Regions from separate parts of the Homo sapiens genome. Here region 1 is linked to region 2. The links are chromatin contacts, found by Hi-C or POLR2A ChIA-PET in ENCODE. All regions are on one chromosome and are shown on one strand. Each heading gives the region's core, a stretch centred on a gene start or an enhancer-like site at or near the end of the contact. The rest is flanking DNA. Distances are from core to core; before and after follow the strand shown.

Region 1 (4,546 bases), core at 492-2,991, 46 kb before region 2:
CCACTTTAAAATGGAGCATAGGCATAGAGTATATATATACATACATATATATACACATACATATATATACCTACTTATACACATATATATATACACACATACACATATATATATACACATACACATATATATACACACATACACATATACATATATATATATATACACACACACACACACACACACACACACATATATATATATATGTTTTTTTTTTTTTTTTGAGACAGAGTCTCACTCTGTCAACCAGGCTGGAGTGCAGTGGTGCGATCTCGGCTCACTGCAACCTCTGCCTCCCGGGTTCAAGTGATTCTCCTGCCTCAGCCTCCCAAATAGCTGGGAATATAGGCGCATGCCATACCACACCAGGCTAATTTTTGTAATTTTAGTAGAGATGGGGTTTCATGTTGACCAGGCTGGTCTCAAACTCCTCACCTCAGGTGATCCCCCCGACTTGACCTCCCAAAGTGCTGGGATTACAGGCATGACCCACTGCACCCGGCCAAGTATACTTTTTGTACTCTCAGCACCTCTAGTGATTTGATGCTCGGAATTATCTTGCAACATTGACAAACATATCCTCTAAATTAAGGAGGCATTTTATGGCAGTAAAAGGTATAATTTGGCTGATGAGATCAGTCCCTAAAAAAAAAAAAAAAAAAAAGTCAGGAGCATGGATTGAAACAAAACTTGGACGAGACGGCAAATAGAAGAAAGGGAACGCGCCACAGTGAGCCAGCCCTTAGTGCCTTACACCATCAGCTATTTATTCAAGCATGAAAACTGTGACATCATTCTCACAACACTAATTAGACAAAGAAATGAGATATGCAAATATTTTTTAAAACTTGATTCTGCAACACTCTTGCCAGATAAAAGTTAATTTAGAAAAACACAACTCATCAGGCTGACTCTGGAGCCAATGTCCATCACCCTAACTACCTGACCTAGGATATCCCTGGAGAAAAATCAAGCACAAGATGTAGGCTGCCCCATGACCCTAGAGACAGCTCAAATCCTTGGAATCTCTCATGGGCCAGGTTGGCCCAAAGATCAGAGGAAGCACAGTTACCCAAGCAAGAAGCACAGAAGTTTCAAGAAACTGAAGATGCTGCACTTTGAGGCTCCAACATGTCCAGCATCCCTTCTCCAGTGCAGCCTCCAGATGAAGGGTCTTTCGCAAGAAGGGTTCTGTGGGACCCTCAAGTCATTCCGTAATCCTCAAGTCATTCCTCAAGTCATCCAAGTGGGACACAGATGTGTACAACCCTGCACTGCCCCACATGAGGTGATTGCCTCGCCAAGCTGCCTCCCCTCACAGAGCCTCTGTTTTCTTGGCTGTGAAACTGGAATCCTGGTGGAGTTGCTGTGAGCACTGAATGAGAACACACACATGGAATCTCAAGAGCCTAGCCCACGGGAGACCATCAGCACGTGGCAGCTCCTTCTCTCCTCCTGGACCGCCTTAGAACAAAGATGCTTGTGATGGGCTGGGTGCAGGGCTGAATTCAGTTCGCAGACAGCTACTGAGGGCCCCCTGTGTGCCTCGCACTGTGTGAAGTTCCTGCCCTTTCGTAGCTAAGGGAGAAGTAGGCAGACTGTTAACACCTGGGGCTGGAATAAGCCAGGCACTAAGAACAGCCCCAAAGGCAGGAAGCTTTCCCAGGGAAGCCACATCCATGCCCAGGCAACGGGTGAGCAAGAGAGGAAGACAGGGACAGTCACGGGCAGAGAGGCCAATCTGTGCTGAGTCCAGAGGTGACCAGGGTGGCCTGTTTGAGGAGCTGCAACCAGGTCTGTATTGCTGGAGTAAAAGATTCATTTCTCTCACCCGGATAGAATTCCCCTTAACCCAGTTCCTCTATACTTTAGGCCACGGCTGCTCTCTGAAGCTTTAATCCTATTACACAGCTGTCTTTAGAGAACAGGAGACCATCCCCGGACCTGTGTATCATCCACCTAGAATAGCACTCCAGTCACACTGACAATGTCATCAGACCCAGGAGACTCAGCCATGAGCAATCTGCAAGGGTGAGCCAAGGAGCAAGTAAGCACTGCAGGAAATAAAAACAAAACAGTCATTGCCCAGATACACACCTGCCTCAGCTGAAAATACCCTGGGGTGCACAAGTCCAAAAGATCTCCATATACACATTAGAAACAGAAAGTGCTTGTTTTTCTTTTTCTAAAGATTTAATTCATGATTCCAGGGCCAATAATACATTTAAATGCCACCAGATGACCCAAACCCAATCTCCACAGAGCTGTGATCTGGACTGACTTATTCTCTACCAAATAAGCCTTCCCCTTTGCCACTATATTTATTCATCTATCTCTCTATCCATCCACCCACACATCCATTCATCCATCCATTCATCCATCCATCCATCCATCCATCCATCATTTATCCATCTACCCATCCATTCATCCATCTATCCATCCATCCGTCCATCCATGCATCCATTTATACATCTGTCTATCCATCCATTCATCCATCCACCCACCCATCCATTCATCTACCCACCCATCTATCCATTCATCCATCTATTCATCTACCCATCCATCCCTCCATCCATCAATTAATCTATCTATTCATCCATCTATACATGCATTTTTCCATCCATTCATCCACTCACCCATCATCCATCTGTCCATTCACTGAGTGCTTACTAAGTACCAGGTCCTGTTCATCCAGAGGTGACCAAGAAGACACAGGTTCTGTCCTCTTGGACTTGACATTCCTAGTGACCAGCCTTGCAGGTGAGGCACCCCAAGCAAGACTTTCTTACCCCTGAGTTTGCTGAGTGGCAAATAAATATAGTTCCACAGAAGCCCTTGGGCACCCCACTCAGGGCCAACCTTGTAGGCAGAGAATGCCTGCTCCTCAGTTTACCTCCTTCGGTTCCTGCCTCTCCAAACTCAGATCAAGCTTGATCCAGAGGGAAGTCCCTACGATGCAGGCAACATTCTCCCCACTGCAAACCATGTAATAATCTGGAAAAGCCACATATCTTCACAGAAGCAGGGGACTTTGCTCCTTATTACAGACATGGCAGCACATACATTTTAAATATGAAAAACATCCCCTCCTTCTAAGGTCCCTGTATTGAAGTTTTCAAGGCACCTCACTTGGATTTTGTACAAATTGAGAAATAAACCAACAAGCATCAGATAGAGGCCAAATTAATAAAATACAAATTAACAAAGGAGAATATGAAATAGATTTCATACAATAGACAAAATGATCAAGAAGCTTGAAGATATTACTACTATAGTGATTGACATGGTTTGGCTGTGTTTCCACCCAAATCTCATCTTGAATTATAGTTCCCATAATTTCCATGTGTTGTAGGAGGGACACATTGGGAAGTAATTGAATCACGGGGGCAGTTTCCCTCATGTTGCTGTTCTCATGATAGTGAGTGAGTTCTCACAAGATCTGATGGTTTTATAAGGGGCTTTTACCCCTTTTGCTCAGCACTTCTCCTTGCTGCCACCATATGAAGAAGGACATATTTGCTCGCCCTTCCACCATGATTGTAAGTTTTCTGAGGCCTCCCCAGCCCTGCAGAACTGTGAGTTAATTAAACCTTTCTTTACAAATTACCCAGTCTCGGGTATGTCTTTATTAGCAACATGAGAACCAACTAATACATTGATGAAGGCATATGTTTCTTCTCCTAACAAGAAAAAAAACAAAGGCAATTAGAAATTCCAGGACAAACTAAAAACCTTAAAAAGTTACAATTATCAAAATATCAAGCAAATAAAAACATGATACAATTCTGAGTAATTTATAGAGTATAAGAAAAGTGATTCCATTTGACCTTGATGCTAGGAATATTGTTGTTCAAATTGTAAAGATATTTTGACATTAGACTTCTAGAGAAGAAATATGATCCTCATATACTATGTAGTTCTACAGTGAACAATACTTCGTAGCCCTGGCCTTAATAACACACAAACTTATAACAATAATACATAAAGTTATAACCCACAAATATTCTACTAACCATTATTTTGCTTCCCTTCTTAGAGCCTGTAAGGGTTTTGTGGTGGCAAATTTAAATGGCCCAGTTCACTTTTTAAAATTTATCTAAGGAATTGTAAACTTTTTTTGGCTTACTAAATTTCATTATGGTAGGCAAAGGTATCCAAACTTGTTCCGTTAAACTAAGCTAAAAAAAAAAAAATCCACTGGACACACTTAATAAGTGTTCATTCTAAATGGCCCTTTTCCCCATAAAAAGTCATCAATGAAAAGGCTGGATCAACTCATTTCCCCTCTTACTCCTGATCCCAGGACACAAAGCTCAGAACCACAGTGACACACAGCTGTGAGGCAAAGTCGGCAGTGCCACTAAAAATTAAACCAGGCCTCAGGTCACAGTGGAGAAGGAGGCCTGGATTCTGGCCCAGCCACTAACTATTTAACATCTACCAAATCCCAGTCTGAGTGAAATGTCCACATTTTCAACGTGGACACCAAATTTTTTAAATATTTGGTTTGGTTTGGTTAACCAAGGCAAATCCAACCATGCATAAA
Region 2 (4,087 bases), core at 1,080-3,579:
GCTTCCTGAGAAAATAGTAGACGATTTAGATCAGTGACTCTCAACCTTTATGGTCCCTGGACCTTTTCTGAGGATTCCAAAGAGGTTTTGTTTGTCCAGGCTACAGCTGTCAATTTACCATATTGCATAATTTTTATGAAAAATAGTCATAATTTCAAAAAACTCATGAGAAGAATGGCATTGTTTCACATTGTTTTAGTATCTGGCTCAATAAAAGATAGCTGCCCTTTCATAACTGCTTTTGTGCCATCTGTTGTGATATGTTGTTTTGGTTGAAGTTTATGATGAATATCCAGTGTCTCACATGCAGGTAGTTGGACATATACTTTCCACATAGCACCTGAAAGGGTATTGGGGACACACACGGGTCCTCGGGCCTTACTTTGAGAACCACTGGTTTAGATAACGATGGTGCAACTATGCCCCTCACTCGTGTGGATCATGGGGATAAAAACCAGAGCTCTGGGTGAGAGAGAGAACGGTTGTAGGCTGGTTGGGGGAGGGGAAGAAGGAGTCAGGGGTAGGATCTTCATCATCCAGGTATCTGTCCCCAACCCACACTACACTTGGCTGAAAGAAGCCTGATCCCAGCTGGCTCCCTCCTGGGGAAAGGTAATGTTGAGATGCGGTTTCCCTATGAGCCACCCACAAGCCCTGATTGGTAGGGACCAAATGCTTAATGGGAACAATTTTGGGGAGACAGGGTGCAGGAAAGGAGGCATAGTGCAGCAGTCCGCAACCCCAGATGCACAGTGGGTCACCTGGGAGATGTAAATGCTGACTTGATTAGCCTGAGCAAAAGCCTTCACAGCAGGAGTTTTGAAAGTTGTCTGGCTGCTTCTATTGTGCAGACAGGGGCAAGCACCACCTGTTTGACGTGGGCTCAGGAAGCAGAGCACCTGGGTTTGAATCCCTGGTTCACTAGTCATTTATATATACAACTCACTAATTGTATAACTAACCTCAGGCCAATTACTCAGCTTCAGTTTACTTATCTGTAAAATGGGAATGCCATGAGGGATGTTGTGAATACTGAATGACATCATCTATTTAAAGTTCTTAGTGTTGGGACTGTACCAGAACATGTACTCAGTCAACTTGAGCTGTCACTGTCTGCTATGGTGAAGATCAGTGCAGGCTGTCAGACTCTGTCAGCTTCCAGGGATGAGCATCTCTGAGGAAGCTGTCCCCCATGCAGGACAAGACACTGCCACAAAGTAGATGATAAGACCTGGGTCTTAGAGACAGAAGGTCTCTGCATCTGGAAATAGAGGCAGTTGGTGACTCCCCCAGCCCAGGATCCAATTCTGGAAACTTCAGGGGAACAAGAGAGCTCTTGGCTGAGGTGCACAAAGGTGATGTCACTAGAAACAGGTGCAGGAGAAGTTGGCACAGAGAACAATGATGGTGTTCACACTGTGTGTGTGTCTGTGTGTGTGTGCGTGCACACTCTGCAATCAGACTCATATTGTTTTTTCGCTTTAAAATTATTGAAACATCTCAAATCTATTACAGATGGCAGAGGGGAAAACACAGCGTGGAAATATTTTAATGGTTTATTCTTGGCCTGCGGACTGTCCATAGAGACCTGGAGTGAATGAGACTCCCTTCTTATTTGTCCCCTAGAACATCATCATTACACATTATACACCGCGTTCTGCCTCAGAGCTCATCGGATCATCCACAAAAGTGGAGAGCAACATGAAAGGGGGGTCCAGGGAAACACAGACGGGCCTGGCATGCTCCCTGAGCAGGCAGGACAGCCATGACTCAATCATTTTATTAAGAGGCAGGATGAATCATGTAACACTTCTAGAATTACTGGATGTGGACAGCTCCTCCAGCTGTTTACAGGGCGGAATTTGAGAGCCTTCAAACACAGATGTGCTGCCGAGTCTCATGACATCCGCCCAGCGAGATGAGCCTGCCGCACTGATGGCCAGTTTCATTTCCTTCAGGTTTATTGGCTTTTGTGAATTCATACAGAGAGAGGTGCCAAACAGGCCGAGATAATTCACAGAAATGACTGGAGGGATGGTCTAGGGCCAATCCTGTGCCTCCTGGAGGAATTATATCTAATCACCCAGGACAGAGAGTTGTCCAGGCTGCCTAAGGCCACTAAGTGAGCCAGGAAAACAGGAAGATAATTGGATCCAGAGCTCAACACGCTTCATCAGGAGCGAGATTACAGAGGCTAATCCTTCAGACTCAGCGGGTCGGGCTGCAATTAGCAAGCCTCATTAAGGGATCAGCTCTCACATCCGGGTCTTGAGTATTGACACTAAGTTAAGCCACAGACATGTTGGGCTGATTAAGGGAGCAAGAAGCTGGCCACAGGCCAAGATTTCACCTTCCAACCAGCCCCATGCCGAACGCACTTGGAGGCGACTCTGACAGAGAGAGTGGTTGGCAGCAAAGAGGTTGGTTGTTTTTGTGTTTTTTTTCTTTTTTGGTTGTATTCACAGCTCTAAATGGATGCTCCATCAAGAGGCAATTTCCTAGCTTGAAAATCTCTGCCAAACTACTTGGTATGAAATGATTTTTTACGCTTCGCAAGCACGCTCCACTTTGTCACATGGGAGTTTTCCTGTGCCAAGTGAACATCCATCTGCACGTTCTCCAGCTCAGCTGACACTGCAGCGCCCTTGTCAGCGTGGAGGTGCCTGCAGTATCGCAGCGCAGGTGGTGCCAAGGCTCTGCCTGTAATTCCTTCCTGAGAAGACTCCAGGATTGGTCCTTGTCTCCTTAGACAACCTACCAAAGGTTGGTGGGATTGTGGGGAAGGGAGAGGGATCTACTTTCAAGCATGGATCCCAGGCCCCCACTAGCTCCATTCTACGCTCCACAAAGAAAGGCGCCCCTGTGGTCTCCTGAACTGGGAGGACTCCATCCCTCAGTCCTCAGACTCTCCCTCCCAGACCATGCTGGGTGGGGAAAGGGCTGGGCTGCTGCAGGATAGGGTCGGCTCCTCAGCATGCCGCTGAGCTGCAGCTACCCTAGTTCAGGCTCCTCCCTTAGGGGGTCTCAGAGGGCGGGTGGTGTTGGGTTTTTTGTTTGTTTGTTTGTTCATTTTGAGACAGGGTCTCACTCCGGTTGCCCAGGCTGGAGTGCGGTGGTGCGATCATAGCTCACTGCAGCCTCGACCTCTGGAGCCTCAAACGATCCTCCCACCTCAGCGTCCCAAGTAGCTGGTACTACAGGTGTGGGCCACCATGCCTGGCTAGTATTTGTTTAGTGTTTTGGGGTTTTTGGGGTTTTTTATTTTATTTTATTTTATTTTTTGAGACAGAGTCTCGCTTTGTTGCCCAGGCTGGAGTGCAGTGGCGCAATCTCAGCTCACCGCAACCTCCGCCTCCTGGTTCAAGGGATTCTCGTGCCTCAGCCTCCCAAGTAGCTGGGACTACAGGCGTGCACCACCACACCTGGCTAATTTTTGTTTTGTTTTGTTTTGTTTTGTTTTGTTTTAGTAGAAACAGTGTTTCACCATGTTGCCCAGGCCATGTTTCGCCATGTTGAGGCCAGGCTGGTCTCAAACTCCTGGCCTCAAGTGATCCACCTGCTTCCCTCCCAAAGTGCTAGGATTACAGGCATGAGCCACTGTGCCTGGCCAGTTTTGTATTTTTTTTTTTGTGGAGACAGGGTTTCACCATGTTGCCCAGGCCAGTCTTGAACTCCTGGGCTCTACCCAGTATCAGCCCACCTTGGCCTCCCAAAGTACTGGGATTACAGATGTGAGCCACCACACCCTGCTGAGGTATATTTTTTCCTATATACCATGAAGCTGAATGAACTTGGCTAAAATACATCACTCCTAATACTGACACAAAGGAACTCACTAATCATGTATTTTTTTCTTTCTTTCTTTCTTTCTTTCTTTCTTTCTTTCTTTTTTCATGAGGCTAAATTGACTAAAATAATACCACTAAATTTAGAATGACAGTTTTTAGACAAATAAGACATAAACTTTGGATAAGTCTAAAGTACTTTAAAAGCCCTTAAAATGAGTTATTTCTATTTCCCAGCTATTTAACTTTATCCCTAAAATTATATGGGTTTTGTGTACAAATATTTTATTACTTCTGCTGAT

The links. Hi-C counts contacts between places; a loop is a spot of excess contacts on that map. ChIA-PET counts read pairs that join two places held with the same protein, here RNA polymerase II (POLR2A). Pooled maps may share reads with other maps.
Region 1: a map of gastrocnemius medialis shows a loop between it and region 2 (5-fold over the local background). The contact joins two enhancer-like sites. A Hi-C loop is called at or near these places in 2 of 168 maps with a recorded cell type or tissue (gastrocnemius medialis and left ventricle myocardium superior) and 1 of 50 pooled maps. POLR2A ChIA-PET finds 5 or more read pairs at or near these places in 2 of 52 experiments (MCF 10A and activated CD4-positive, alpha-beta T cell).

What each region holds. Positions count from the first base shown.
Region 1 is chr2:110,814,071-110,818,616 of GRCh38, reverse strand. The region is part of intron 9 of ACOXL (acyl-CoA oxidase like); the gene reads right to left. Among named protein-coding and RNA genes, the nearest start is that of ACOXL, 84 kb to the right of the region's middle. Within about 2 kb of position 1,741, at least 2 of the 41 ENCODE cell types and tissues checked have a DNase peak (open chromatin) inside an H3K27ac peak, as active enhancers do; they include gastrocnemius medialis, where a contact is called at or near this core.
Region 2 is chr2:110,769,029-110,773,115 of GRCh38, reverse strand. The region is part of intron 2 of ACOXL (acyl-CoA oxidase like); the gene reads right to left. Among named protein-coding and RNA genes, the nearest start is that of ACOXL, 38 kb to the right of the region's middle. RefSeq lists an enhancer at 486-987. Within about 2 kb of position 2,329, at least 7 of the 41 ENCODE cell types and tissues checked have a DNase peak (open chromatin) inside an H3K27ac peak, as active enhancers do; they include gastrocnemius medialis, where a contact is called at or near this core.